3 separate regions of the Homo sapiens genome follow, and regions 1 and 3 are each linked to region 2. A link is an interaction called in ENCODE POLR2A ChIA-PET data of the cell type or tissue named here. Cell type or tissue: MCF 10A. All regions are shown on one strand. Links, peaks and the distances in the headings refer to the core of each region. The heading gives the core; the rest is flanking DNA. Region 1 has its middle 54 kb from the start of NKILA. Region 2 overlaps ANKRD60 (ankyrin repeat domain 60). Region 3 holds the start of LOC107987284 (a long non-coding RNA gene).

The links. Peaks named below come from ENCODE experiments on the same cell type or tissue, not always from the same donor. Only the 100,000 strongest peaks of a DNase experiment are listed, where the experiment ranks them.
Region 1: POLR2A ChIA-PET joins it to region 2 with 5 read pairs; 2 of 35 experiments call an interaction of 5 or more read pairs at or near these places.
Region 3: POLR2A ChIA-PET joins it to region 2 with 5 read pairs; 1 of 35 experiments calls an interaction of 5 or more read pairs at or near these places.

Annotation. Positions count from the first base shown.
Region 1 is chr20:57,758,385-57,769,016 of GRCh38, forward strand. No RefSeq gene overlaps it. Among named protein-coding and RNA genes, the nearest start is that of NKILA, 54 kb to the left of the region's middle. In MCF 10A, for the core only: no CTCF peak of the experiment used is centred there; no DNase peak of the experiment used is centred there.
Region 2 is chr20:58,211,635-58,222,266 of GRCh38, forward strand. ANKRD60 (ankyrin repeat domain 60) reads right to left here. Exons shown (of 4, transcript NM_001304369.2): 3 at 9,704-9,869; 4 at 4,492-7,171. The coding sequence ends at 6,861. Among named protein-coding and RNA genes, the nearest start is that of ANKRD60, 12 kb to the right of the region's middle. In MCF 10A, for the core only: no CTCF peak of the experiment used is centred there; a DNase peak (open chromatin) is centred at 4,887.
Region 3 is chr20:58,126,201-58,136,832 of GRCh38, forward strand. It overlaps LOC107987284 (a long non-coding RNA gene), which reads left to right and starts at 3,330. Exons shown (of 3, transcript XR_001754693.2): 1 at 3,330-3,402; 2 at 4,747-4,831; 3 at 5,562-7,627. LOC107985434 (a long non-coding RNA gene) reads right to left here. Exons shown (of 3, transcript XR_001754692.2): 3 at 3,399-5,217. In MCF 10A, for the core only: no CTCF peak of the experiment used is centred there; a DNase peak (open chromatin) is centred at 5,811.

The DNA of each region.
Region 1 (10,632 bases), core at 3,724-8,723, 450 kb before region 2:
GAAAAGGCCCCGCTTCCCAAATCACATCTATATTCATGATGGGGCCGACAGGCTGCAGGGGCAAATTGCACATTCTTCCTTCTGATTTTTCATTTATTTCCTGGTGATATATTTCATCTTGGCAAAAAGCAGGGGTTCCGAGCTCACGCAGAGAGGCAGGCATGCCATAGCTGGACTGGGCATCAGAAACTCTCCTGCACTCTGTGAACGACTAAAGGAAGCGTAGCAAGCAATGCCCAGTGCTGTGATTTGTCTATTTTGGGAGGTTGCAGGGCCTGAAGGTGCTTCGAGGTCATCTTCATGTCTTCATTCTCCATTGATGCTAGTGACCACCACATCTCTACCTCTCCAGCCCAAACCTCTTCCCTGAACTCTAGACCAGCACTGTCCCCATAGAATCTTTGTGATAATGAAAATGTTCATTCTCCTCTAATACTGCAGCCACTGGCCACAGGTGGCTACTGAGCCCTTGAAATGTGGCAAGTGCAACTGTGGGACTGAATGTGTCATTTTATATAATATTAATTCATTTAAATGTAAATCTAAACAGCTGCATGTGTCTAGTGGCTACTATATTTGACACCGTCATTCTAGGCCTTTATTTCCTTTATTACCTTGCATTTGAGTGAGCTCCCCAGAGGCAAGGATACACGTGGAAGCCATTTATAAGGGTAGCACTTCCAGAACAAACAGGGTAGGAAGGGAGGCAGCAAGACAGAGGCAGAAACCAAGGCAGGTGCAGAGGTGCAATTTCAGGGCAAGCCCAGCCCTGGCCTCATCCTCTGGAGTCTGGAGTATCAATTATGCCTCTGAAATAGTTCTGTTTGGAGTTGGGGGAGTTGGGTGTTCATGGTCTCTTGGCCAATCAATGGCTACAACTTGCCCCAGGGTAGGGGAACATAAACTTTCAAGCACTCCTGGCTTCCTTCGTGTCTGGTAGGAACAGCTTCAGCTGTCCATGGGAAGTCCTGTAGGAGTTCTACAGGTGCATGGTGTTGGGAGAGTGGCCAGAAACGGGGTAAGAGGTCCCGGGGATTGAGCAGATCACTGGCAATGTCCCCTCCGTCACTCCCATGTATCCCCTCACATTGGAAGGCCCACAGCCCTGTAAACTCAGCACGTCCAAATGTAGACTCATCTGTATTCTTTTTTTTATTTTGTTCTGTCTCACTCTGCCACCCAGACTGGAGTGCAGTGGCGCGATCTCAGCTCACTGCAGCCTCCTTCTCCTGGGTTCAAGTGATTATCCTGCCTCAGCCTCCCGAGTAGCTGGGATTACAGGTGCACATCACCTTGTCCAGCTAATTTTTGTATTTTTAGTAGAGACAGGGTCTCACCATGTTGACCAGGCTGGCCTCGAACTCCTGACCTCAAATGATCCACCTGCCTCTGCTTCCCAAAGTGCTGGGATTACAGGCATGAGCCACTGCACCAGCCCCTCATCTGTATTCATTTCTGATTGCTGGTGTAACCAATCACCACAAAGCGAGTGGTTTAAAGCAATAGAGATTTCTCATCTTACAGCTCTGTAGACCACTGGTCTTGCTGGGCTAAAATCAAGCTGTCAGCAGGGCTGCATTCCTTTCTGGGATCTCCAGGGGAGAATCAGTCTCCTTGCCTTTGCCAGCTTCTAGAGGCCCCTGCATCCCTTTTCTCATGGCCCCTGTTTTTGTCAGAGCCAGTAATGCCCAGTGGGTCCTTATCACGTTGCCTTTCTCTGATCCTTTTCCTTGTTTCGTCTGTCTCTGACCCAGCTAAGAAAGGTTCCTCCACTTTTAAGGCCTTATATGACTAGGTTGGGCCACCTGCATGGGCCAGACCATTCTTCATCTCAAGGCCTACACCCTTCGTCACATCTGCAAAGTCTCTTCTCTCACGGAAGGCACACAGCTTCTGAGAATTGAGGTGTAGGCATCTTTGAGGGGCATTATTCTGCCTGTCACATTCTCTAAGCTCCCAGAACGGTGTCTACTCTCAAGTTCTCTTTCTTGGTGAATGGTCCCCTCCATTGCCTTCATGGTGTTTAAGCTAGAAACCAATTCCAGTCATCCCACAATCAATACACCCCCAAATCCTATTAATTCTACCTATTGATGGTCCTTAAATCAATGCACTTTTCTAGATCCTAACTGCCTCTACCCTGGTCTTGCCTGAATGTCTGTAACATCCTCCTAACTGATCCTGCCACCTTTCAATCTTTCCTTTAAACAGCATCCAGAGGGACCTATATCAAGTGAACATCAGGGTGTATCTGTCAGGCTGGGTTACGCAGCAGTAACAAACAATCCCCACATTGCAGTAACTTAACACAACAAAGGGGTGTTTCTCACACACGCTGCCTGTCAATGCTAGTCAGCAGGGGCTTCTGTTCCTTGCAGTAACTCAAAGACAAAGTCTGACAGAATCTCCATCTGAACTCATGTTTCCACCATCACAGCAGTGGGAAGGGAGAGTGGCACCAGCTCTTAAGATTGTGTCTGGAAGTCACATGGTACTTCTGCTCCCAAGTGATTGGCCAAAGCAAGTCACATGACCATGCCTAACATCAAAGGAGGTGAGGAAGTAAAACCTCCCCACAAGTCTAGAAGATGGAGAGGCTGAATATTTGGTTATCAGGCTAATGGTTGCCATGTTGGGTATGTCCTTCAATGGTACCTGGCTGGCTGGTAAATGGAATCTTAATTCCTCCATGTGACCCACAATTCCCTCTGGACCTGGCCCTTTCTTGCCTCTCCAGCCCCACCTCATGCACCCTGTCTGGCTCCTGCCACCCTGGCCTCACAGTGTAGATGCCCAGCCCTGCAGCTCAACTATCCTCTCTGCACCAAGCTCCCTCTGGTCCTTTGGCCCCAGGTTTCGGAGCCCTGGACTGAACAGCATGTCGAGCCTTTTGGGTCCTCATCAACTTTCCTTGAAGCTTCTGCCTCCAGCCCTGGGTTGGGATAAACCTGCCAGGGAAGGTGAGTTTGAGCTGCACAGGGTCAGCCTGCAGAGCTGAGCATGTGATTGTGAGTCAGCCGACAAATACTTGTGAAGCACCTACAATTTGCCAGTCACTGAGATATAAAAATGAGAGAGAATCCTTGTCTTCAACTTCAAGATTATACTTTTTTTTTTTTTTTTAACCACAGAGACAGGTTCTTTCTCTGTCACTCAGACTGGAGTGCAGTGGCGTGATCACCACTCACTGCAGCCTTGAATTCCTGAGCTCAAGTGAACCTCCCACCTCAGGCTCCTGAGTAGCTGGGATCACAGGCACACACCACCATGCCCGGCTAATTAAAAAAAAATTTTTTCTTTTGTAGAGGTGGGTGTATTAGTCCGTTCTTGCATTGCTATAAAGAACTACCCAAGACTGGGTAATTTATTTTAAAAAAAGAAGTTTAATTGACTCAGTTCTGCAGGTTGTACAGGAAGCATGACTGGAGACGCCTTAGGAATCATGGTGGAAGGTGAAGGGGAGGCAGGCACTTCTTACATGCCTGGAGAAGGAGGAAGAGAGAGCAGGGGGAGGTCCCACACACTTTTAAACAAGAAGATCACATGAGAGCTCACTATCATGAGAACAGCAAGGGGGAAATCTGCCCCCATGATCCAATCACCTCCCACCAGGCCCCTCCTCCAACATCAGGGATTACAATCTGACATGAGATTTGGGTGGGGGCATAGAGCAAAACCATATCAGTGGGGGTCTTTCTATGTTGCCAAGGATGGTCTTGACCTCCTGGGCTAAAGCATCTGCCTGCCTAGGAATCCTAAAGTTCTGGAATTACAGGCATGTGCCACTGCACCCAGCTGGAGCTTATATATGTTGTTGAGAGAGGCTGGCAAATGTAGTAGTGTTAAATTGGAAGTTTTGGCCAAGAGGCTGAGAGGATGGATTCTAGATGGCAGAGTGAGTCAGCAGAGAGACCATGAAGCACATCCCCAAAGGAGGTTGCCGAGAATCCAAGTGGGGACCCTTGAAGTCCTCGCCTTCATCAAGGGCGTGAAAGAATCTGGGATGTGAGACTAGGAAGAAGCTCGTTAAGAAAGGGTCTTAGCAGGAGCTGCTGAGGCTTTGGGGGTGTCTTCCCATGAGCAGGGTGTGGGCTGTATTCCCTGCATTTTAGGTCAAGAAAGAGGATGTGTAAGGGGACCACTCAAAGCATCCAATATATGGACCCTGCTATTTGGAGGTCACAGAGGGCAATGCCTGACTCCTTCCTCCCTCTGGAGATTTGCAAAGGGGAAACACCTGGGCAGCAGCTTTGCTGCAGAGAGTGAAGCGGTTACTGCAGAGGGCATTTCAGCCTGCTGCTCAGGGTGTGTGGGAGCAGAGAACACGTGTGTGCCATGACCTGGACAATGACCTGCATGCAAGAGCCAGTGCAGGACTATTCAATGTCCTGACTGAAAGGCCACCTGAGGATGGCGTCAGTGAACAGACCACAGAAGAAAGCAGCTGAAGCACTGGGCTTTCCATGCATTGCTGCAGGCTTCCTAGGGAAGAAATCTCTGGCTAGAATGAAGATAACTTTACTCTCTACGAGGGAACCTCAGAGAAGAGGCTTAGCAATTGGAGGTGGGTGTCTCCAAAGTGCCCACCAGGGAGAGTCCATGAGGCTGTGTCACCAGGCAAGTAAGGACTTCTTGGGCCTCTTACCTCTCCGACTGCATCCAGACTCCGGAGGGTCAAAGCCAGGTGAGAGAGTTGTGGGGAGAGCAGATAAGCCAACAGACAGGGCAGAGCCAGGAGGGAACCTCCTTCCGAATGGACAGACTCCCCATCTGCAGCAAGCCTGGAGCTGGCAAGGGGCAAACCTTCATGTTAAACGAAGGTCAAGGTTTTGACCATGACACAGGGTCTGGCGTTTGGATTATAGGTGGGAGGACTTTGTATCTGGTCATTTAAGATGACCAGAAAGTCATGGGGCCTGTTTTAAGTTATCATCCAGGCTAAAAAAATAGTCCCACTGAATAAATTTAAACAGAAGGTGGGAGACAAAAATAACGACTTTATGAGTACATCTCGAGCTGTGCCTGTTCACTGTGATATTTACACAAATAAATAAAACTACAGAGGTACTGAGAGGGCCAATAAAAATTTAAAAGGATTTATGTGATAAAGTGATAGAGAAACTGCTTTAGCCAGGGTAGAAGGGGAGACCCGTTGAGGAGGTGACATTGGAATTGAGGCTTCAATTATGAGAGGGAGCTGGCTGTGTGAAGGTCCAGGGAAGGGTGATCCAAGCAGAGGGAACAGTTTGTGCAAAAATCCTGAGGCAGGAGCAAGCTTGCAGCAGGATATGGAAAGTGAGAGGAGGATGGGAGAAGCTGAGGTGGAAGGAGAGGCTGGAAAAGAGCACCAGGCGGGGTCAGAAAGGGGGACTGTATTTCAAGTGTGATGAGAATTCATTAGACAACTTTTAGCAGGGAAAGAACTTCTGATTCATCCTTTAGAAAGGTCAGCTGGCTGCTATTAGAATGGGCAGGAGACAAGGGCAAGATTGGGGCTGCCGGGAGTGCAGCTTGTCCAGAACAGGATAGAGATGATAGTGTCTTGGACTATGGTGGTTGCATGGAGGAGGTGAGAAACATCAGGTTTAGACTATAATTTGGAAGCATAAAGCTCCATGTGTGATGTGAGAGGGTTAAAGATGAGGATTAAGGAGAGTTCTGTGGTTTTTGACCCATGCCACTGAATGGATGTTGGTGCCATTTCCAAGATGAGAGAGAGTTGGGAGGAAGCAGATTTATATTGGGGAGGGGAGTGTATTAGTCTGTTTTCACGCTGCTGATAAAGACATACCTAAGACTGGGTAATTTATAAAAGAAAGAGGTTTAATTCACTCACAGTTCCACGTGGCTGGGGATACCTCATAATCATGGCAGAAGACGAAGGAAGAGCAAAGGGATATCTTACATGGTGGCTGGCAAAGAGAGAAATGTGAGCCAAGCGAAAGTGGAAACCCCTTATAAATCAGATCTCATGAGACGTATTCACTACCACAAGAACAGTATGGGGAAAACCGTCCTCATGATTCAGTCATCTCCCACCAGGTCCCTCCTGCAAGATGTGGGAATTATGGGAGCTACAATTCAAGATGAGATTTGGGTGGGGACACAGCCAAACCATATCAGGGAGTCAACAATTCTCTTTTCACTGAGTAGTATGCCCAGGCAGTCCATTACTAGATAATGGGGAGGCCAAGAATTAAGGCTGTGGTGTCAAACAATTTGGGCTTCATTGTGTGACCTTGGCCACATCAATTAACCACTTTGAGACCAGTTTTCTCCACTACAAAATGGGAGTAAAAATAACAGTACCTATGTTCCAGGTTTGTTGTGGGGAGGGAAAGCTCTGCAATGGGCCTGGCACACAGTAAGGGCACAAGAAATGAAAGCAGTTATTGGCTCTTTATTTGCAAGGGCCATACTTATGAGTGCTGCTCTGTGTTGAGTGGAAAACTGCACTTAGGACAGTTTCATTTTTGTCTGCCATACTTCTCCTGAAACCTTCAGATCCTGGAGTCAACTGGCAAGAAAACCAGCTCCAGCCAGGATCCCTCACTAACATTCCTATGGTAGGCTACACCCTGGCCTGGCGTTTTCTTTGTGGGAAACTTTCGTGGACGCATTCCATTTATTTAAAAGATGTAGGCTATTCAGATTTTCTGTTTCCTCTGGTGTCAGTTTTGGCAAGTTATATTTTAAAAGGAATTTGTCCATTACATCTATATTGTTGAATAAAAGGGCATAAAATTGTTCACAGTACTTGCTTATAATCCATTTAAAGTTTGTGGGATATGTAATGATGTCCCTGCTTTCCTTTTTACTAGATCAGGCTTATCAATTTTATTACTCTTTCTACAGCACTAGCTTTTGATTTATTGATTTTCTCTATTATTTTTCATTTTTCTATTCCATTGATTTCTGCCCTTATCTTCATAACTTCCCCCCTCATACTTACTTTGGCTTTAATCTGCTCTTCTTTTTCTAATTTCTTAGCTCATATAAATGATTTAGGTTTTTCGTCTTTTTTTATGTAATTAAAGTTTTCACAGGTTCTAGCAGTTAGGAAAAAAGAAAATAATAATAATTATTATTTAAAGTTATTAATTTCCCTTCAATCATTGCTTTAGCTACATTGGACAAATTTTGATATGTTATATTTAATGTTCATTCAGTTGAAAATAATTACTAATTTCCTCTGAAGTTTCTTCATTGCCTGCTGTTAATTTTACAATTATGGGGGATTTTAAAATCATCTTGTTATTGATTTCTAATTTAATTCCTTTTGTTTTTTGTCAGGGAACATACTATCTATGATTTCAGTCTTTTAAAATGTATTGAGACTTGTTTTATAGCTCAGCATATGATTTGTAATTGTAAATATACCATTAAAAATGTGCCTTTAAAGGCCGGGCACGGTGGCTCAGGCCTGTAATCCCAGCACTTTGGGAGGCCAAGCTGGGCGGATCACGAGGTTGGGAAATCCAGACCATCCTGGCTAACACGGTGAAAACCCACCTCTACTAAAAATACAAAAAATTAGCCAGGCGTGGTGTCGGGTGCCTATAGTCCCAGCTACTTGGGAGGCTGAGGCAGGAGAATGACATGAACTTGGGAGGCAGAGTTTGCAGTGAGCCGAGATCACGCCACTGCACTCCAGCCTGGGAGACAGTGCGAGACTCTGTCTCAAAAAAAAATAAAAATAAAAAAATGTGCCTTTAAAAAGACATTTAAAAAGAATGTCTTCTGCCATTGTTGGGTATAGTGTTCTACAAATATCAATTAAGTGAAGACGATTTTTAGTGATGCTCACACTTTTTATGTGTTCAATAATTTTTTTTTGGCCTTGTTGTTCTATCAATGCCCAGAGAGGAGTATTAATAATCTCCATCTATGATTGTAGTATTATTTATTTCTCCCTTTGATTTTGGTACTTTTTGCTTCATGTAATTTGAGGCACTGTTATTAGGTACACATACATTTATGATTGTTATGTCTTTCTGATTAATTGGCCCTTCTATCATTTTACATGAATTTGTACAATATTAACTGTAAGTAAAACATTAAAAGTTAAGGACATCTATTCTAATCTCTATAGCAACCATATAAAAAAATGTAGAAAAGTATATTTCTTCTGTCCATCTTTATGAACATAAAGAAGTGTCCATCTTTATCTCTGGTAATACTTTTTGTCTTGAAGTTTATCTAATGTTAATATAGCCACATTCTTATGTTTACTGTTTGCATGTTGTTTTTCCTATCCATTTACTTTCAGTCTATCGATGGTTTATTGTTTCTCTTGAGGACAGCATATAGTTTGGTCATTCTTTTTTCCTATAATTTTGTATGGACTCTATCTTTTAATTTCAGTGTTTACTTCATTAATGTTTAATGTAATTACTGATATGATTGGATTTGGGTCCACCATTTAATTATTTTTCTGTTCTGTTCCAAAACACAAACAGAATATCTGAATATTTTTTAGAATTCCGTTTTAAGGCCAGGCTTACACTTGTAATTCCAGAAACTTTGGGAGGCTGAGGTGAGAAGATCGCTTGAGCCTAGGAGTTTGAGACCAGCCTGGACAACATGATAAAACTATATTTCTACTAAAATTTTTTTAAAAAAATTAGCCAGATTTGGTGGCACACACCTGTAGTCACAGCTACTTGGGAAGCTGAGGTGGGAGGATTGCCTGAGCCCTGAAAGTCGAGGCTGCAGTGAGTCGTAATCATGCCACTGCACCCCAGCCTGGAAAACAGTGTGAGACTCTTCTAAAAAAAATAATAATAAAGAGTTCCATTTAAATTTTCCTATTGATTTTTTAGCTAAACTTGTCTGCATTTTTAAAATGGTTGCTATAGAGATTAGAATAGATGTCCTTAACTTTTAATGTTTTACTTACAGTTAATGTTGTACAACTTCACTTAAAATGTGGAAACCTTGCAATTGTGTCAGTTCATATTTCTGCATCCTTTATCTTAGTTGTTGTATGTAACATGTACACACACATATATATATTTGTGTGTGTATACACACACATATATATATTTGTGTGTGTATACACACACACACACACACATATTATAAACCCCACAAGGCAAGGTTATAGTTTTTTTCTTTAAATGGTTCTATGGTTTTTAAAGAAATTAAGAGGAATAAAGAAAAAAGAAGATAATTGTCTTTTGCAGGCACCCAGATCCTATTTTCTGAGGATCTGAGTTTCCATCTGGTGTCATTTCCCTTCAGGCTGAAGAACTTCCTTTAGCATTTCTTGTAGTGCAGATCTGCTGGCAACAAAGCCCACAGCTTTCTTTTATCTAAGATATATTTGTTTTGCCTTCATTCTTGAAGGATATTTTCCCTGGATGTATAATTCTTGGTTGACAGTTTTGTTTTTTTTTCTTTCATCACTTTAAAGATGTTTTTCCACACCTTCTGGCCTCCATAATTTCTGATACAAAGTCAGCCATTAATGGAATGGTTGTTTTCCTATATGCAATGTGTTATTTTTCTCTTGTGGCTTTCAAGTTGCATTGTTTAATTTGGCTTCAACAGTGTGACTAGGATGTATCTTGGTCTGGGATTCTTTGTGTTTATTTTGCTTGGTGTTAATTGAGCTTCTTGCATCGGTACATTTCTCTCTTTCACCAAATTTGGAAAAATTTTGGCCATTATTTCTCCAAATATTATTCTGTCCCATTCTTTCTCTCCTCTGCTCTAAGACTCCATTTACATGTGTGTCAGACACTTGCCTATTTAAATGCATTCCTGAGGCTCTGTTCATTTTTTTCTTAAATCACTATTGTCCTTGTGTTTTGCATGGAATAATTTCTATTAATCTGCTTCAAGTTCATTTAGTCTTTCTTCAGCCTTCCTTCTCCATTTGGCTCTTAAAGGTCCACCCAGTGAATTTCTCATCTCAGATATTACATTTTTCAGTTCTAGAATTCTATCAGGTCCTTTTTTTGTTTCTAATTCTCTGTAGAGATTTCCTATGTTTTCATTAAATATACATATATATACACACACACATACATATATTTAAACTTTATTAGAAGTTTTAATAGTTGGTATAAAAATCTTGGTATTCCAGTTTTAACATATCTAGTTTATATTGGGGTTTGTCTCAGTCGACTTTACTTTCTCTTGAGAATTTTTTTCATTTCATTTTTTTTAATGTCAAGTAATTTTTGGATTATATTCTGGTGTGGTGAAAAGAATAATATCTCCCGCAGATTCCCCCCTGCAAAGATGTTGATATGGTTTGGCTGTGTCCTCACCCAAATCTCACCTTGCATTGTAATCCCCATAATCCCCTTGTGTCAAGGGAGGGACCCAGTGGGAGGTGGTTGAATCATGGGGGCAGTTTCCCCCATGCTATTCTCATGAGAGTGAGTGAGTTCTCATGAGATCTGATGGTTTTATAAGCATCTGGCATTTCCCCTGCTCACTCTCACTCCATCCTGCTGCCCTGTGAAGAAGGTGCCTGCTTCTCCTTTGGCTTCTGTAATGATTCTAAGTTTCCTGAGGCTTCCCCAGCAATGTGGAACTGTGAGTCAATTAAATCTCTCCTTTAAAAATTACCCAGTCTTGGGCAGTCTTTGTTTGTTTGTTTGTTTGTTTGTTTGTTTTTGA
Region 2 (10,632 bases), core at 2,041-7,040:
AGCCTGGCCAAGATGATGAAACCCGCTCTCTACTAAAAATACAAAAATTAGCTGGGCATGGTGGCATGTGCCTATAGTCCCAGCTACTCAGGAGGCTGAGGCTGGAGAATCGCCTGAACTCAAGAGGCCGAGGTTGCAGTGAGCTGAGATCATGCCTGTGCACTCCAGCCTGGATGACAGAGTGAGACTCCGTTTCAAAAAAAAAAAAAGCAGGGGAGCTACATATTGTTATGATCTGATTTATATGAAATATTCAGAGTATTCAAATGTATAGACAGAAAGTTGATTGGTGGTCATCTAGGGCTGGAGGGAGGTGTCCGGGGTGAATGCAAATGGGTATGGGGTTTATTTTTGAAATGATGAAAATGTTCTGGAAATAGTGTGATGGTTGCACAACATCGCGAATGTACTAAATGTCACTAAGGATAATGTTGTGTGTCTTTTGCCACGATAAAAAATAAAAGAAGGGCCAGGCATGATGGCTCATTCCTATAATCCCAGCACTTTAGGAGGCTGAGGCAGGCAGATCGCTTGAGCCCAGGAATTCGGCAACATGGTGAAACCCTGTCTCTATTAAAAAATACATATATACAAAAAATTAGCCAAACACGGTGGGGCGCTCCTGTAGTCCCAGCTACTCAAGAGGCTGAGATGGGAGGATCACTTGAGCCCAGGAGGTCGAGGCTGCAATGAGCCGTGATTGCACCACTGAGCTCCAGCCTAGATGATGGAGTGAGACCCTGTCTCACAAAAGGAGACTTGCCGGTTGTAACAATTTAGGGCTGTGTAAAACAGTTCTCTTGCCCTGGAGCAAGCAATGCTAACAGTTTGGAGGTATACCTTTGACATCATTCTTTGTGCTCAAATAAACATATATAGACACTAGAGTTGTCTCTTTTTAGAACCGTGCTCATCCACATTTCTTGGGCCACTTGCTGTTTTTCACTTAGTGATACATCCCAGATACTCCTCATGACTGTCCCCTGGCCTGTACATACAGATCAAGTCAGGTTTTCGTAGCTGCAAAATGTGCCACCATCCCTCCCGCGTGTGAGCATGTAGAGTGTTTCCAGGCACCTGCTACCATAAACAGCAGTCACGAACATTTGTGACCGGGTCTCATTTTGTACAGGGGTTTCCTCTCTGTAGGATGGATTTACAGAGGTGAGGCGCTGTGCTGTCGTGGGCATTCTGAATACGTATTGTCAGACAGCGATCAATCCTGCAGGAAGATGGGAATCGGCAAGCTCCCCCGTGCGGCGCTGACATGTTTCCCAGGCGCACACACGTGCACACACACACACACACACACACACACACACCCCACAGCCCCAGATGTTATGAGTATTTATCATTTTTCCAATTGTAAATTGGTAATGAAAGCCAGTCAAATGAGCGTCGGTTTGATTACTTTGACAATTGCTATGGTTGAGTTCCTTGTTTTGTGAGCAGGTTTTGGTACCTTGGGGAAGGGGGTGGTCCACAGACCCTTTCAGGATATAATGAGGTTCTCCCCAGAAAATGTGTACAGACATGCACATTTTGCAGACAATTCCAGGGATTCAGGCAGAAAAGCCCATCTGTGAGGCCCCTTTTTCAAAGTGGCGCAGACTGCGGCGTTTCTGACATTTCCGATGAACACAAACACGAGTGTTTGTCTAAATGTTAATGGGTTTCTGTGCCCTCTGCTGGAAGCATCTGCAGTCAGTGCGCCACTGCGGAGGCAGAGCCCAGTGACTGGAATTTTCCTCTTGCCTTAGAGCTGTTTTCCTCTCCTGCAGAACTGGCCCTGGAGTTTCAAGTTCAGTACGCACTTTTTCCAAGTTGCTGAGAAAGCCCTCTGCCTCACACCCAAATCAGCAAATTTAAGGGAAATTATTTATCTCCCACTTTGGGGATTATTAGTTCTGGACAGAGACTCTTACTGTATAAGGTTTGCTGAAAATGTATGAGGCTATCTGGAGACGGGTGGAGGGGGGTGTATTGAATCCCAGTGAGTAAACATTTTAAGCAAATTAAGTGGTTGTAGCAATAATAATAATAATAATAATAATGGCTACCATTTTTCAAGCGTCTGCTCCGTGCCAGGCATTTAATCCCTCCAATGACAGGGGCCAGGTTTTAAACTGATGCTCTGAGAGGTGCCATTGTTTGGCCCAATGCCACACAGCTTGTGGTGGAGGAAAATTCTAAACTGGATCTGCCAGACTGCAAGCCCAGGACCCTCCCACTGCACCTCGGGGTCACGCTGACAAGGGCCTTGGGTCTTGAGGGCACAATCCACACTGGCAGTCTCCTTTCACCAATGCAAACCAGGTGGGGATGCTGGTGACGAGGCCCACATGATGGATAAAGACTCTGAGGCTCTTGGGAAGTGACCATTTGGTCCAAGGTCACACAACTGGGAAGGAGGAGAGAAAGGGATAGAACGCTGGCCTGCAGTGCACTGAAAACAAGACAGTGCCGTTACATCCCAGCAAAATACTGCTACCAGCAAAACACTGCGCTCCATTGATGTGTTTTTAGGAGGGAGATTAGCGAGGGTCAGGGAGGTGCTGGATCTGTACTAGCACAAAAAGGAAACTTTATCCTTGTGGATACTGAAAGGATCGAGAGCAATGTCAAAAGGGATTGCCTTTCCCACCCAGTGTTTCAGTGTCACTTAATACAGAGACAGGGACCACCTGAAGTCCCCTGAGGCGCCACCAGTGAGATGCCCTCCCTGCTTTCTGGGAACCCCTGGGTTAGTGAATATGCTTCAGGCAAGGGAGTGCCCCAGTCTGAGATGGAGTGAGGAGACAGTGGCGAGAGCCCAGCATGCAGCTGAAGGCCCCGCCGAGTCATCTTCGGAGGGAGAAAGCAAAGTGCTGAGGACTAGGGCAGAGCCCCAGAGACCCAGGATGTACAGAAGCCCAGAGGGGCAGCCCCAACACCCACCTCCCGGCTGCAGAGGCTGCTGGAGGTTCCACCAATAGACTGGAGTGCAGAAGAAAAGCTCAGCATCTTTGTTTCACCACCTGGAAGGCTGGATGGCCAGGTAGCCGGGTCTGCTAAGCCAGTCCTGGGCGAGAAGTTCAAGTCACCTTCCAACACCACAGTTGGTGGCATCTCTTTTACAATTTCTACTGCATTGACTTCCAGAAAGGAAGCAACTTACAATTCAACACCTGTATGAGGCAGTTACTTTTTTTTTTTTTTTTTTTTTTTTTTGAGACGGAGTCTCGCTCTGTCATCCAGGCTGGAGTGCAGTGGCTCAGTCTCGGCTCACTGCAAGCTCCGCCTCCCGGGTTCACGCCATTCTCCTGCCTCAGCCTCCCGAGTCGCTGGGACTACAGGCATCTGCCACTACGCCCAGCTAATGTTTTGTATTTTTAGTAGAGACGGGCTTTCGCCGTGTTAGCCAGGTTGGTCTCGATCTCCTGACCTTGTGATCCGCCCGCCTTGGCCTCCCAAAGTGCTGGGATTACAGGTGTGAGCCACCGCGCCTGGCCAGCAGTTACATTTTTAGAAAGAGAGATAACTCATTCAAGGAAAGATAAAAGGCAAGACGGGGGTGGGGACATTGGATATTTGCCCCAGGTGGGCATTAACCTTGGCTCTGAGCCTCCTGGCAGCCAAGGCAAGTGGAAACATGATGGCTCACTCAGCTGCCATCATCATCTGCTCATGACAAGTATGTGCATCTCTCCAGTGGGCTCCGGCCTGACAGGCTGGCGTAAGGCTCATGGGTGAGCAATGTCCCTGACAGTAACGAGGGGAGGAAGAAGACTCCGCCTTTATGTGGCCTCCAAGAAATCCAAGGATACACAATGGCATTTCCATGGGGCCACTAAGCTCAAAGGGTCAGATCATCAATTTTTTTGGTGATCAAAACTTGGGAGCCCAGGAAAGGCACCAAATGGGGGTCTCCTATCTCCCCTCTCACCAGTGTCAATAATTTCACCCATGACTTCAGCAAGATTTTCCAGTTGAACTCTGAGACCATAATAGTTGGCATCTACTGAGTGCTTCCCACCTCCCAGGCCTTCCCAGCAAGCTCAGTGACCAGGATTACCCTCCTTCCTCCTCTACAGAGGACTCTTGGCTCAGAGCAGTGGGGAATTCACCCAAGGCCACATGGCAGAGCCAGTAAGATGCAAGCCAAGATCTGTGCTGACCCCAAAGCCTGTATCCCCACCTCCGCACAGGCAGCTCTTCCCCTCTGGTGACTGCAAGCCCAGCCCTACCTGGGGATGCCAGACGAGGCAAAGGAACTGGATGTCAGGGCCTGGAAGACCAGAGGAAGCTCGTGTCTGCCCTACACAGAGCAGAGATGTGCCTGACCACCATGCCGGCCCACCTCCAGGGTCCAACAAAAATGCTTGAGATTGACCCCCCAACACACACTCAAAAAAAACTTTGTTGGCTCCCAAAATGTGGGGAAAAAAACCTTCAAAATAACGTTTAATGAAATATCTACAAAATGTAACATATCACCCAATGGCAACTCAATCCTTCTATGGCTCTGGATATATTTTATTTCGTAAGTGATACAGACTTGTTGAATATAAATAGAATGTCAGGATTGTCTAAAATGAAGCGCTCCCCAGGACCTACGAGTGTTCAGATGACCCTACCACAGACTGAGCAAAATGTCACCATGAAGAGTTTGGGACCTGCCCAATGTCTGGCCAAGTGCTTAATTGAATTGGGGGTAGATGAAGATAGAATGCTTGCCCCCAGAATTTTACATATAGGAGTCAAGCAGTTGGCTCTCCAAACAACGAAGGCAGCTGGGCAGAGCTCCTGGCAAATGCACAACTTTGAGTAATGCCACTTGTTAAGTTAAAAGAGTGCCTGCATCACCCCCCTAACACTTCATTAGCTAAATGGATTGCCCCATTGGGTTGGGGTTGCTTAATATCTGCCTATTGACTTTGCAGAACGTCTGCCAAGAACAAGATCTCAGTTTTGACATAGTTGATGCTGAGCTATTTTTTTCCTCGACTATTATTTGTCTAACAGAGTGCTGAGCTGGGTACAGCCACGTACACTGAGTGTAAAACCACATCATCAACACAGATCTTACTTGCTATGACAGCAGGAAATGCAGCCAGTTAATTTAAAAGCTGACTCCAGTTCTTGGGATGGAAGTGGGAAAGGGTGGCCAGGATACAGCGCCATTTCCCATTCCCAGGAAAACTGCAATGGTCACAAGACTACTGCCACACATTTTGATTCCAAAAGTTGCTTAGAAGGTAGAGCTTTAGAGAACATAAATGGTCTGTGGGAGGTGGGAGAGTGGACCCCACACGCCACCCAGTAAGACCCGTGGCTACTCCTTCACTGTGGCATCAGAGTCTTGGATTGCTCCAGAGAGATTTTGGTTGTTTCTATCACGTTTCTCCATGAAATGAATTAGAGTTTGACAGTGAGAGGCAGTCACATGGGTGTGCCCCACATCTTCTCACTCCTTTTGTAGCAGACCACGTTCTTCAAAAATTCAAGCCAAATTTTAAAAATCAAGAGAGATCTGGCCGGGTGTGGTGGCTCATGCCTGTAAATCCAACACTTTGGGAGGCCGAGGGGGGCAGATCATGAGGTCAGGAGTTCGAGACCAACCTGGCCAACGTGGTGAAACCCCATCTCTACTAAAAATACAAAAATTAGCCAGGCATGGTGGCAGGTGCCTGTAATCTTAGCTACTCAAGAGGCTGAGGCAGGAGAATCGCTTGAACCCAGGAGGCAGAGGTTGCAGTGAGCCGAGATGGCACCACTGCACTCCAGCCTGGGCAATAGAGCAAGACTCTGTCTCAAAAAAAGAAAAAAAAAAATCAAGGGAGATCCTTTCAAAAAGCCAGATTTCCAGGTCTGGAGAGTTCTAGAAAGATCTAGTGGCCTCTGCCTTTCATTTCTGCAGGAGTCAAGTCTCGGTGCTCTCTTCAGACAGCTGGCGCCATCCTTGTCTTTCCTTCTTATTTCCCACGCCCAGCTCACTCGTGCACTCGGCAGGCTGGGACCCTGTAGGAACACCAGGCACATCCTGCAATGCGGTATAAGGTTTTGCAATGCAAAGACCTGAGAGTTGAGCATAGACACTCCAAGGTGGTTTGCTCAAAGGAAAGAAGGAAGGGCTATCCCAGTGCTGGCAGGAAAAGGAGAACTCTGGCAAGAGGAGACTGCATGGACCACTGGAGATGGGACAAAAGAGAAAATGTGACCAGCCTGATTCTCATCTTCTTTTACACTGTTTCCTCCCCATCTAGCACCAACGTGTTACCTTTCAACAAGAGTAATAAGCCATCCCTTCTGGAGAGTGTGTGTGGACAGCCAAGCTCACCCAGCTTCCCTTCTGCCCCCGACTCAAGAAGCAGACCCCTCAAAGATGGCTCAGGAAACCTGGAACATTAGCTGTGGGAGCATTTAGTTCCATGGCTTTACAGACTGAAATTCACAGCCCACACTACACACGACCTCCTGACATTTGCTGGCACTTGTTTTATACAATAACAATAGTGCTATTATCATTATTGTTATTACTCCTATTATGCCAGTGCATTAGACGGTCCCCAGAAGGGAGAGAAGGTAATTGGCTCCCATCACCCTGAGCAGCGCTATTGGGTACAATGTGCAAATAGCTTAAAATTAAAGGCTGGCATTAGAGCCTGTTCAGTCTGTAATGGATTACTAAATGAGCACAGGCTTACCTACTGCCATCAACACCCTCCAGAAATCATTTGCAAACAGGACAGATAATTTCGTATCTGATTCAGGTTAATTGCCCTGTTTTCCTGCCTCCCTGCTCACCAAGGGCCCCCATGGGATTGAACTCTGCAAAGTTGCCCAAACCAGCCTCAGCGGGCAAACGTTCCCACCAGGAGCTAATGAGGGGTCATCGTCATCTTCTCAGACCTAAACCCAGACTTGACCCTCTGCAAAGCATTCTTCATGACCAAGTCATTCAGATCCCTTATCCCCGACTTTGCTATCCGGTGGAGGAGGACCATCTGCCTCTCGCTCAGTGTGTGGTTCAGGCGGTGTGCAATGGAGATGGGGGTCTCCCCCTTGGCATCTCTGTCGTGGATGGAGGCCCCGTGCTGGAGCAGGAGGATTATACAGTCTGACCGGCCCATAGCTGCAGCCACATGCAGGGGTGTCCTGCCCAGGGGGGATCTGCTGAGGCAGCTGGCTCCTGTAAAATAAGAACATTGGCCAGAAGGAAGACATGCGGAGGGGGAACACAGGAGGGGTCCAGGGCTGTGAAGGGAGTGCTCCTCAGGGAGGTCCTGCTGCCTGGCCCAGCTCCAGTACTGCCCTGCCCCCAGTCCACTCCCCTGGCAGCAGCCAGTGATCTTTCCAGAATGCCCATATCAAACTCCTGCTCAGATCCATCACTGCCATCCCACCGGCTGTGGGGTGATGTTCTAGGTCTTTCCCGCTCACTCTCACCCTACCTTCCCATTACTCTTCCAGCATTCCCTCCTGCCATACTCTCCTCCCCCACCCCACCACCAAGGCACCAATTATACCTACCTTCCACCTTCATCCCTAAAACACACCCTGCTCTGCATCCTGCCCCAGGCCCATTCACAACATTCTCACCCATTTTATTCTGGGCTAAATCTGACCTTTCTTTAGGTTTCATTTCTTTCCTTGGGAAAATCTTCCTTAGTTCTCCCACCCCATGAAACCTCCTGTGTAAGCTCAATAGACACTCTACATCTTCACAACACTGTGTACATCATTGACTATGGAATTATTTGTAATAATCTACTGACTTCCCCTCATAAACTCCAGGAGGGCAGAAAATACACACATCTGGCTTGTTGCTGTTCTCATCCCGAGCACATAGCTCAGTGCCTGCAGAAGACAGGCACTCAGGAAATGACGCAATGGGCAGCCTGACTCATGGACAGATTTCACTTCGATTAAATTCCCCACCGCCTCCTGCAGATGGATGGGCTAATGACAGGTGTCCAATATGGAGTTGTTGAATTGAATCAAATTCTGGATAACAAATATGACACAGAAAACAAGGCAATTCAATTAAATTCAGCTGACATTTCAGTAGCCAGTTTTTATGAGCTCCGGCTGGTTGGTGAGGTAAAGTTTTAAATAGGCTCTTAGAACACCAGTGTCGACCATGACACCTCCCCCCAGCAGCTGTCTGCAGAGGACAGAAAACTTTGCAAAGCTGGCTGTAATTTTTTAACTGGTGCCTTCAAATACATCACAGTTCTATCAGAGCAAAAATGACTTTTTATGAGCTTAAAGGACTGCTGGGCTGCGCAAAGCCCATATTTCATTTTACAACAAGCAAAGAGCAGACAGGCAGTGAAGGAAGGAAGGAGAATATTGTTGAGGTAACCTTTACCCATCACAGAGGTTTGTACACCCGATGCACGGCCCAATCATCCGGCCCAGGAAGTCCAAGATGTTTTCCACTTTGCTTGGTGTAAGTGGGAAAAATAGCAATGACTGAGCTGACAGAGGCTGGAGCCAAGGCTGTGAGTAGGAAAGAAAGGGGTCTAATTTGGAGGCAAGTTGATACAGGAGACCCATGGGAAAGGCCCCTCCTGAGCCCAAACCATTGACCAAACACCACGTAACATGTTCTCCCTTTTTCCAAGGAAGCTGGTGGTCTGGGCTGTTACAGCTGTTCTCCATTGTTCTTGAGGGTCTAGGCTGTTAACAGCTGTTCTCCATTGTTCTCCACTCCGCATTGAGTGGTCTGCATCTCCATCAATGGGCATCTTTTCCCAAAAATATCCCACATCCAGGGAGGATAGAGTGTACACCTATGGAATACTATGTAAAGCTCTTTAATTTGGAGACAATGTTGGCTAAGGCTTCTGTTTCTATCTATCAAGAGAGCCAGAGAGAGAGAGAGAGAGAGAGAGAGAGAGAGAGTGGAAGGAGGCCCTTAAGTGGAGGTGGGTTGAAAAGAGAGTTCAGCATGAATGTCTTGTGAGAAAATAATAACGAGGCTTGGAGAAGGGAGAATGGTGATCCTGCCATCCACCACAGAGCTGTGCTGGCTGGAAGGTGGACTATTTTGGGGTTTTTTCTAGTGTGTGTGTGTGTGTGTGTGTGTGTGTGTGTGTGTGTGTGTGTGTTGTAGTCTCCTATCTCAGCCTCCTGAGTAGCTGGGACTACAGGTACGTGCCACCACACCCAGCTAATTTTTGTATTTTTAGTAGAGACGGGGTTTCACCAGGCTGGTTGGCCAGGCTGGTTGTGAACTCCTGACCTCATGTGATCTGCCCGCCTCAGCCTTCCAAAGTGCTGAGATTACAGGCATGAGCCACCGTGCCTGGCCAGAGGCTAGACCATTTCGGACCATTGCAGCATCCTAATTTCATGCGAGGCTGGAAATCACACAGACAGCATGCGAATATTCCCAGCAATGTGTCTGGTGAGAAATGAACCAGGGATCCTTTATAGCTGCCGCCTGTGTCTTGGGTCCTGAAATTTCTGCCTCACTGAAGCAGAAAGAATCTTCTCGAGACCTGGTGAAGAGAAGGAGGGCAGCCTCTGACTGGCGTGCCCTAAGACACTTGCCTAGACAGGGAGTGAGTGGCACCATGGGGACCCTGACTGGTGGCTGACAAGACACAGGTCCAGGAAACCACTGCTGGAAGGACTGGGAACACAAGACACTCTGTCCTTTCTACCTGCAAAAAATCCCAACTCATGAATATAGCAAGCTTTCTACCAGAATTACCGTGTTCTAGAAGGTACTGCACAGCATCAAAGTGGCCTCTGTGTGAGGCCACATACAACGCCACAAACGCCCTCTGAGACGTCCAGTGCTTCCACTTCTCACCCTCAAAATGTTCTGAATTTGCGGTTCGGTAGAAGGAATCTTCAGTAAGCCCGAGACAAGATAGCTGGGCAAGACAAGAGGAGTTTGAGTTATTCTCAAAAGCGTGGCTACATTTTGCTGGACGGCTGATGGGGCATGCTCAGGGGAAGGCTTGCTTGAATGTCAAATTAAGGCTCATGATGGGAAAAGAGAGGTGCAAACCCTCATGAAAAGCTGAGAAACACCCAGGACAGCATGGGGAGGCCATGATTTAATGCTTTATATATGTTCAGGAAATACGAATTCGCCGTCAGTCAGGCTCGGAACACAGGAAGGTCTTCCTGTCAATGTTTTGAAGAGAGAAAATAGCTTTGCCAGGTGTCCACAGGAAGGTGGTTGAAGCCACTGAGGAAGACACCAGCCAATATAAATGGCCTCCCAGAGGGTGACAGTCATCTCTTGGAGACCGGATCTGGCTTTCCCGTCTATTTGTGTGCCCACTGTCTCCATTAGGTTTCAGAGCAAGCTGAACATGCACAGGTGAACAGCCCGGTCACGTAACCACCTCGTGGTGAATTAAGTCTTTGAGCCTGGGAGGAAGGCTACGGGTTCCCCCAGGGAGGATACTCTGCCCTGATATGGGAGTCAGGACTGGGGCAGTGGGAGGATCAGAATCGAGACGAGGATGATGGCAATTCTGACAGCCTCAAACAGCAGGGAGGTGACCCCTGCAGCCAGAGTAAGAGCCAGAAAACCAAGCATGGACCACACTGCTGGTGACAAAGGGCAGGGAGACAGAAGGGGCAGAGGAGAGTGTGGAGGAGGAGGAGCGGGAGGGACTAGGAGAT
Region 3 (10,632 bases), core at 3,834-8,833, 84 kb before region 2:
ATTCTAGAACATAAAACTTCAATTAAATTTCAAATTAAAACTTCAAATTAAAAATTTGTCATTCAACATGACAGAAGAGTTAGTAAATGTGAAGATGGATTAATTTAAAAATTATCTAATCTGAAGAAAAGAGAGAAAAGGGATTGAAGAAAAAAATCAGAGTCTCTGATCTGTGGTACAAGATCACACAGTCTAACATATGTGTATCTGGTGTCCCAGAAGGAGAAAAGAATGAGGCTAGAACAGCAAACATATTTGAATAAATAATGGTTAAAACCTTCCAAAGCTGACAGAAAATATAAACGTATAGATCCAAGAGGCTCTGCAAACCCCAAGCAAGATGAACACAAGGAGAAATTCACATGGTCACACCACAGTTAAACTTTTGAAAATGAAAGACAGAAACATCTTGAAAGCAATCAGAAGAAAACAGAGACTTGGGGTTTAGGGAAAGAAGGCTTAGAATGACACTGACATCTCATTTGGAAATAATGGAGGCTAGAAAAACAATGGAATGACATCTTTAAAGTGCTAAAAGAGAACATCTCTCAGATTTGTCTACCCAAAGATCTACCTGGAGAATTTTTTATCCATCGGCTCCCAACCCCCATTGCTGGAGGTTTCCCCTGGGGTGTTCACTCCCCTGCACATTCAGGCTGCACATGTGTGCTTGATGGGCAGGTTCCCACCAGTATTTGCAGCATCCAAGAATCCCTGGGGCGGAGGCATTAGTTAAAGCTACATGGGACACATTGAGGTTAGATGCTAAGATGGTAAGGTGAGTCAAAATGTTCATGGAATCCATGGCAGGCCCAGCTGAAATTATAGGAGAGGCGGGGCTGGGGCTACTATCAGCCCTACTTTGCAAAGGTGAAAATGAATACAAAGAGTGGTTAAATCATACGCCAAGACCCCACGGCTGATAAATGCTAGAGCTGAGTTTAAACTCAGTCTGTCTGGCATTTAAGCTCTCAGACATACCCCCACACTGACTCTTAAGATGCACCGCACAGTCATTATCACACAGGTATATACGGCATGCTCAGACCTCTGCACATACACCCAAGGCCACTGTGTTCACACACAGAGATGTTTCACTGCATGTGCACTGCCATGCTATTGCTTTTTTTTCTTCTTTTTCTTTTTTTTTTTTTTTTTTTTGAGACAGAGTCTTCCTCTGTCTCCCAGGCTGGAGTGCAACCTCCGCCTCCCAGGTTCAAGAGATTCTCCTGCCTCAGCCTCCTGAGTAGCTGGGATTACAGGCACCTGCCACAACATCCAGCTAATTTTTGTATTTTTAGTAGAGATGGGGTTTTGCCATGTTGGCCAGGCTGGTCTCGAACTCCTGATCTCAGGCGATCCGCCCACCTTGGCCTCCCAAAGTGCTGGGATTACAGGTGTGCACCACCGCACCCGGCCTGCCACACTGTTTCTACAGACACACATTCGTGTACACACACACACACACACACACACACAAAGCCAGGGACATGTGCATGTCTGTATTCATGCATGAATATAGCAAAAGCATTTTCATTAGGGAAACATTCCAGCTTTTTCCTGGCTCTGAAGACAATGTAATTGGGCTTGCCACAGGTGGAAGATGGGAGCTACTCTGCCCGCAGGCAGAAGGCCTCCCCACTCCCTCTTCCTCCCAGCTTGATGTGGTTAGCTAATCACTGCCAAGGATGTTATTCACTTCCCTCAGGGGCGGCCCCTCACACAGACCTCTCCTTTGTCTCACTCACCCCTGGAAATCTGCCCACCTCCACTCTCAGCCTCACATGTACTTTCCTGAGATCTCCGGCTCTGTCTGTCACCAGCACAGTGGGGATGAAATTCATTATTCTAAACTCTCGAGTCTCAGCCACGCTCTGGCAGCTGGACGGGTGGCAAGGGAAATGCCTTACTGCTGGCTTCATTGTTTCACGGAACTTGGTCATGGTCTCAGAGGTGCAGCCTCTTTTCTCCTGTTGGTTCCACCAAAAAAGGGGCCTCCAGAGGCAGTCCATGTGAGCTGGACAAGTGACTGCTCCCAAAATTCCAAAGCCCTCCTTTTTCCAATTCTTTGTGAGCTATAGCATGAAGATGGGGATTTTGTCATGCATTTATTCAGTGAACATATCTGAGCATCTACTGTGTACCAGGCACTGGGGTTCTAGCAGGGTCCATTTATGTTCTTTCACTCTCAGTACCAAGCCCAGTGCTTGGCATATGGTAGGTGCATAATTTACATTTGTTGGATGGATGGATGGATTGATGACAGACAGATGAATGTATGAATGTGCAGATGGATGGATGGATGGGTAGGTGGGGAGGTGGGTGGATGGATGTGTGGAATAAGCTCTACACAGAAGGGTGTAGGCTTATAAAGAAGATATAGTTGCCATCTCAAAGGTGTCCATCCTCTAGGAAGACTTTGCTTATGCCACCCTATACTGTAGTTACACAAGTGGAAGGAGCAAGGGATGGGAGTAGGAAGAGAGAGTTAGGGAGGCAGGTGTTACATCTGGCTGGGGCATTTCAGGCAGAACATTAGGGGAAACCCTTCCCAACCACCTCAAGTCCAGCAGGAGAAGCAGTGCCCATCCCGACACTTCATGAAAATAATCAGCCCAAGCGTCCTTGTTAGGGGTGACCACAGGGCCTCAGGGGCCCCTGGGGTGGGCCCTGTCATCATCTGGTTAGGCCAAGGTGCCTTCAGAACAGCAATGCTTCAAGGTGTCCACCGAGGCAGTGGGTCCACTGTGCTTTAGCAGGTCACGGCAGGTGGACACACTTCAGAGTGCCCACTTCATCAGGCCACCCCACTGCAGAATCCTCAGCCCACTGGGCTTCAGCCTCCACATGCCGCCTTTCAGCTCATGCATCATGCACCCCTCTTCCATGTGGGCCCCTCCTTCCCCACCTGCACACGTCCTCAGCAGGTGCACACCAAATCAGGTGCTGTCAGTGCCTAGACCCACCTAATCAGATCCAGTTCCAGCCCACCCTGGACACAGAAAGCCAGGCCAGATCCACTGCCTTAAAATCCAGTCTCATTTTTAGTAACTGGAACACTGAGGCAGGTGGGTGCCTCCCAGGGCCCTCCCGTGTCCCGGTAGAATGGCTGGAGACCGAGTGTCCCCATACATGGATGGCGCAGCCACATTCAGCTGAGGATTGGAACCTGCTCAAAATGTTTGTTTCCTGTTTAATCGGTGGTAATAAAAAGTCATGGATTCCAACCAAAATACATTCCACTCCTTCAGCCCTGGTTTGTCAAAATTGCTTCTCTCTGAAGCTCCAACCTCAGGGCTGTGGGAGCCTGTGGTTGACTGGCAGGCTGATCGCGCACAATATCATATCGGGTCAGAATCACCCCATTGGCCTCCACCTGCCAACCTTGGAAAGAAATTCAAGGTAAGGACAAGTGAGTCTAAAAGTGCAGCTCTTCCTCCCAATCCCTCTCAAAACTCAAGTTTTGACTTCTGAGCTGTGAATAAGGATCTCATTGAGCCAAAGTTCCTTAAGGTTTTTTGCTGCACCCACAGGGGATCGTGTGCAGGCTAGGAGGGTTGCCATGGAACTTCAGCAGCCAACCACGAGGAAGGGAGGGGGAGCTGCCGCCCAAGCAGAGGCCCCCACTTCTGGCTGGGGGCCTGCCTGGCCCTCCGCAGCCGTCTCCAGCGCTCTCCTCTCATCTGGCCCAGTTCAGGCCTGCGCCACCAGCTGCAGACAGCCTGGCCTCCCGGGGTCCCACCCACCACTCACTCACCTCCATCTCAGGACAGCCCGTCTTGGCGCCACCCCACCCTGTCCCCTGCTCCCCTGTTGCCTCCATGACCACATCTTTCCTTTCCTACAACACACAGAGCACCGCTAGGGCAGGGACTAAGATCTTTCTCCTCTCCCTTTGGATTTAACTGACAAATGCGCCTTGGATTTCTAAGCCGATTCCCTGAGGGCTTGTGCCGCATGTATAAATCTGCAGCCAAAATGCCAGTGCCCCCAAACTGTCAGCTTCTTTTTTTTTCCCCTTTAAAGCAAACTAATCTTCCTCTGAGCTCCTGTCTTCAGGAAATCAGACTGCCACCCTTGTCAGGGGTGTCCTGGGATCGGCGGGAGTAAGGAGCCGGGAAAGCTGGCGTCTAAGGTACAATTCAACCAGCTAGCTGTGGATCCTCAGGCAAGTAAGTTCACCTCTCTGAGTCTGAGTGTCCTGGTGTATAAAGTAGGAATGATTGTGCATGTACGCACACACATGCCCGAGATAATGGGTTACAGTGCTTTGTAGTTTGAGGCAGAGGCTCAGTATGAGCTATTGCGCTAATAATTGCAACAGAAAACTGAGGCGTATTTTCACATTTCTGTTTTGGGTTGTGTCTCCTCTGTGTTCCCTTTCCCTCCATACGTCTTCTTCTGAAGGTCAATTCCACAATCAGTTACCAGAAGTGGCAAGACTGCCGGAGCTGTAATCCCAGCTAAGAAGTGGCTGGCCATGGCTCTGAGTGACGGCTTCACAAACCTCACCGCATTCCGTTCTATAGCAGTCTCTGAGCTGCGAGCCAGGGCTCTCACCATCCCCACTAGACAGCTGAGCATACTGAGGGTCAGACGGATGAAAGGACGCGCTCAGCATGCGCCACTGCTAAGCCGCAGATGAAACCCACACTCAGATCCAGGACGCAGGAGGGAGGAGCGGCACAGAAAGAAATAGGAGCTGCCTTCAGGTTCAAAGCACAATTGTTTTGCTTTTGTTTTTAGACCTCGTGCAAAATGAACAAAACTCATCCAGAACGATGTCCACAGGCCCCTGATGGCTCCCCAGGCCTCACTGAAGCAGGGAAGGGTGAGCATCTCGGTCCACTTCCCCTGAGAATCCAAATTCCTGTTTCTTTTCTTTCTTTTTTGTCTTTACTTATTCCAAATATGTTCAAAATGGAACTATGAAATGCCATATTTTATCCAAATAAGTAATTTTTAAAATGCCATCTTAGAAGAGCTTCTAAACATTTCCAAAGGCCTTTCAAACTTTCTCCCTGAAAGGCTTTGTACCAGGCAACCAAATCCTTCCGGACTTGTTGAATGCGGAGAGTGAGAGAGCCAGTGAGTGGTGCTGGTGTTGTCTCTTTGCTTCCTCCTTCCTCCTCCCCCCACCGGCCCCCACCAATCTGTCCGGTGGATGCTGAGTGATCATTTTGCGGATGGCTTGGAACTTGGCTTCTCGAGGGGAAGCTGGTATGAGAAAATGAGAATCTCATTCAGATGGGCTTGCAGTTTTTATTCCCCTAGCGAATTATTTTCTTATTTCCATCCCCCTTGATTCCTTTGCAAAAAACTGCAGCCGTCTTTCCTCCCTTCTTTGCCTTAGTTGAATTAACTTAATTAGGGCACTTGCTTTTGACAACGCTGGGAGATTTTTAGCTACCGAACTGTCCTCAGGAGACCACAGGAAGGCTGACGCACTGTCTGCAATTATCAAGCTAATCACTCAGAACACACTCGTTTGTTTTATGTATTTATATCTTGGGATATAAACCTTCATTTCCATTTTTCTTTCGTTCTGCTGTGTGTGCCAGGCAGAGTGAGGCACTGTGGGCAAGAGAAGAGCCCTGCCCTTATGGAGAGCAGCTGGCCAGACAGACATTAAACACATGATAATACACAGAAACATGTGATTACAGGGAGTGAAGAATGCAACAAAGAAATAATACTTTGAAATATCGCCTTCTCTTTCTGGACTTCTTTGGAATACAGCCAGTCAGAGCATAGCTCTAAGACCAAGAGTAAGCAATGCCTTTTGAAATATTCTGTTTGAAATCAGAGCCCTTCCCCACTGCAGTCAATTGCGGGCACAAATATTCCTTTTGTTCACAGACCACATCCTGTGTTCCCCAGGGCCTCACCCTGAGCTGATCCCAGGATGACCTAGAAGAGGCATGTTTTACTGAAATCGTTTCTAAAACTTACACTAAAGCTACAATATCTGAACGCATGGTAAGGACACACATTTTCAAGTTTCTCTTTGGGTCACAGGTGTGCTGCTTTCTACATCAATTTGTCAGGAAGACAAATCTTTTAGTGTCGGGAAGAAAAGCAGCAAGATGAAAAAGAAAAAAAAAAGAAGATATTTCAAGATCAGATTCTTCATCCTACTTTTCTGACTTGCCAGAAGCTAACGACATCTTTCCTAGCAGTGACTGGCAACCACTCTGAAAACTTCACCAAATTATTACTCCTTTATTTTTTTGAAAAAACAGGCAAGTGTATTTAGTTGTCATTGGTTACAACCAAATTTCTCTAAATATTTCAGTGCATCTCAAAATACTATATTGATAAGTTCAAGTCATAAAAAACTGCATTAGGAGTTTTGGAAAATTTACTGGTAGGATTATGCATGTTTTTCTTCCATTTGAGTTCTCCTCTGAATGCATGTTTATTTAAAGAAAAATTGTGGTATTTGGAAGATTGAAGACTGACTTCTAAACTGTGCTGACTTCAGGAAGACCTACTTTTGGCCAGGCACAGAGGCTCATGCCTGTAATCCCAGCACCTTGGGAGGCTGAGGAGGGAGGATTGCTTGAGCCCAGGAGTTCAAGACAAGCCTAGGTAACACAGCAAGAAAAATGTTGAAATTAGCTGAGTATGGTGGGTCATGCCTGTAGTCGCAGCTACTTGGAAAGCTGAGACAGGAGAATGGCTTGAACCAGAGAGGTGGAGGCTGCAGTGAGCTATGATCATGCCCCTGCACTCCAGACTGGGTAACAGAGTGAGACCCCATCTCCAAAAAAAAAGAAGACCTGCTTTTTTCTCCTTCTATCCAGTCCCATCGAATTAACTGTTCTTGGAAAGGAGGGCACATCCCAAACTGGGGGGTCACAAGGTGATTTGTGAGGTACACGTAGCATCAAAACCACAGATACACACGCTGACAGAGCTATTCCTTTTTAGTCCTTTGCTTGGCCCAGGAGAGTCCCCAGTGGGGACTAGTCAATTTTCAGCACCTCCCCAGTGCTGCCACCACCCTTTTTAATAGAGAGAGTGAGCAGCTACAGCACCAAACTGGAATTTCGTAACATCAGCTTTCATTATTTTTATGACCATTGCCTTCCACATAGGTCAAATGGCACTGGTTTTTCACTTATGGTCATGACTTGAAGCTTCCTTTTTAAAATAACTGTATGTTTTCAAAAGTGTGTAAATGTAAAAGAAAGGATTAAGTAAATAATGGCACGATATGGCAGGTGAGATGCAAATGGCAGGTTTGGGGAAAAGGGCAATCGATAAAAATAAAGGCAGCTTGGCTCTCCCGCTCTCCCAGCGCTGCAGCTCAGAGGAAAACTAAAATTAATTCCTTTTGCAGCATGACGGGGAAAAAAAGCATCCAGAAGGAAATTCATCAAACCATTAAAAGTGATCTCCCCCAGGGAAGGGGCTTGCAGGCAGGGGGAACACATTCACATTTCGCTTTAAACACATCTGGATTATTTGAATTTTTGTATTGCATAGAAGTTAACCCTTTGTCTGACTTCTTGGTTATAAATGTTTTTCTTGGAATGCCTTTTGTTTATTGCCTTTGTGATCTCTTGGGCAGGCAAAACTTCTCAACTTCATAAAATAAAATAAAAAATCCATCTTTTCTTTATAGCTTCTGGGTTTCCAGTCTCCCTGGCCCCTAGATTGTAACTGCAGTATCACACATTTCTTGCAATACTATTATGATTATTGTGTTACTTGTAAGTATTTAATTCCTCTAGAGTTGATTTCTGTATCCATGGACCATTGGTTCCATTTTCATGTTCTCCCATTTGTCAAAGGGTTCATCCATCCTCCTGTCTTGAACATCAGCTCTCTCCGTATATACCTTCTGAGTTATAAGGACAGTTCCACTTCACTTCCTGCTTCACTAATCTAGTCCCTGTCACGACACCAAAACTGACTTGGTTACAGGACCTTTAGAGCCTATACTAATACCTGGATAGGTAAATCCTCCATCACTCTTCTCATTTTCCACATTTCCTAGCTATTCTGAGGGCATCTCTTCTTCCATAGGAACTCTAAGATTATATTTTTATTTGAGTATGCATTATTTCAATAATTTAAAAAATAAAATATTTTATTATTAAAAAGGTGGCCAGGTGTGGTGGCTTATGCCTGTAACTCCAGCACTTTGGGAGGCCAAGTCGGGTGGATCACTTGAGGTCAGGAGTTCGAGACCAACCTGGCCAACATGGCGAAACCCTGTGTCTACTAAAAATACAAAAATTAGCTGGGTGTGGTGGCGAGCGCCTGTAATTCCAGCTACTCAGGAGGCTGAGGCAAGAGAATTGCTTGAACCTGGGAGGCGGAGGTTGCAGTGAGCCGAGATTGTGCCACTACACTCCAGCCTGGGCGACAGAGCGAGACTCTGTCTTTAAAAAAAAAAAAAAAAAAACTCCTTGTCCAAAAAAAAAAAAAAGTGGGGGGAGGCGGCACCACCAGATGCTGGTGAGGATTGGAGTACCGAGAGCTCTCACCCCTGGTTGGTGGGAATGCAAAATGGTGCAGCCACTTTGGAAGACAGTTTCACAGCTTCTTGCAAAGTTACACATATTCTTTCCATACCACACAGCAATTGTGCTCCCTGATATTTACCCAGAGGATTTGTTTAGAGCAGCTTTCATCATAATTGCCAAAACTTAGAATCCACCGCGATGTCCTTGGGTTGGTGAATGGATGAACTGTAGTACATCCAGGCACTGGAATTTTATTCAGTACTAAGAAAGGAACAAGCTATCGAGATAGGAAAAGATGTGGAGGAAACCGACGGCATGTTACTAAGTGAAAGAAGTCAGTCTGAAAAGCACACACTGTATGGTTCCAACTCTATGGCCACACTAAGGAGGCACAAAACAAAGAAAAGATGCGCAAAAGACAAAAACAAACACAATTAGGGAGGCGAGTGTCCCGCTCTGGTGGGGGATGTTGATAGTGAGGGAGGCCGTGCCTGTGTGGAGGCAGGGGGTTTATGGAAAATCTCTGCACCTTCTACTCAGTTTTGCTGTGAACTTGAAACTGCTCTTAAAAAAATAAGGTCTTTTTTTTAAAGGGAGGGAGGGATCTTTTAAATTGTCTCTTTCTTGTATATCAAAAGCTAAGCTATGCCAGCATCTGAAACAGAAAGTGGCTGAGGGTACCTCTGTCACTTGGACCTCTTCTGCTCACAGCCTCCCTGAACTGGTGGCCAGGGAAGGCAGTGGGAGGAGAGGACCAAGTCTCAAACTCCAGAAGCCCCACCTCCCTGAGCTCAGCAACTCTGCCAAGCCCCCTCAGGTAAGCCAGCAGGGAGGCGGTGGGGGCTCTATAGAGTGAGCACTTCTCAGCCAGTTACCTGGCTAGGAGCCCAGCAATTCTTGCTAGAACCCCGCGGATGTGGTGCCAGTTTGAATAAGAGTCAGCTCTGGCTGATTCTTGCAGACAAAGTGAGGTGGAGCTCTCTCTTTGAGCGTTCTACTATGCACAGGACTGCAGGTGGGAAATCGCTGTCAGGAAGGACAGAGGGAGGAAAACGTTGACAGCGCAGATAAAAGGGGTCAAGTTCACGGGACTTTGACCATGTCCCAGGCATTGTGCTGTGCCTGCACTCCTGTCATCCCCCCATTCTACAGACAACTATTCAGAGAGATTAATTCTTTCACCCATGACCACCCAGCTTACGGGGGCACTTGGAGCTCACCTGTCGGCTCCAACCCCTTCTCACTGCTCAGTGCAAGAGTAAGGCAATACACTGCCGGCCCCACCCTGGAGGAAAATACTCGGCTCTGAATCTGCACCTCTCCCAAGTAGGTATTTACAAACAAAAGAACTCAGCGCTCCCGGCCGTGAGTGTTGCAAATACATACACAAAAATGACTGAGCCTGATTCATCATTTGAGAACCAAAGGGGATAAGGCTGCATTAACTATGAGAGTTTGCGTCTTCCAGCAGACAAAACAAAAAATGAGAGCCACTCTTTCTAAATGTTTTTGTATCCAACCCAGTTCCTTCCAATTTTTTGCCATTGTTTAAAAGATGTTGAAGCTTCCAAGTGCACAGCTCAGGAAAGTTTTCATCATGTCTCATCCTGTGTGTTGCAGCGCGAAGTCCTCGTCCAGAGAAGGCAACGGCGAGAAACAAATCCAACATCCTGGGCTGCTTTTTCCTTCCCCCACTTTTTAAAAGTTTGGTGTCCAAGTCACTTGACAAACCCAGACCCTAACAATGACATTTTGTGTAGAATTCTGGGATCAAAATATAATTTCAAAAATAATATATTTTCTGACATCCCCCAAGAAAAAAAGTACTGGTTTCTTCCCCCTAAAAGGATTTAGATGGAATAACATCTGTGCTGAGAATATTGTGAATATGTTGAACTGACAGGCAGTCTCTAAGGCACTCCGCTCATTAATGTGCTGTGCATAAAATTAAAACTTGAAATATATTTTTAAATCCATTTTGAATCATTTAAGCAAAGAAACTATTGTGCTGAAATAATATATTTGGAGCAAGGAATATGAAAGCTATTAAAATGTCTTAGACCTCCTGCCTTTCATGGGAGAGGAAGAAGGGGGGAAATGCTCTCTCTGATTTGAAACAGGCTTTGCATAAAATATACCCACCCCACCTCACCAT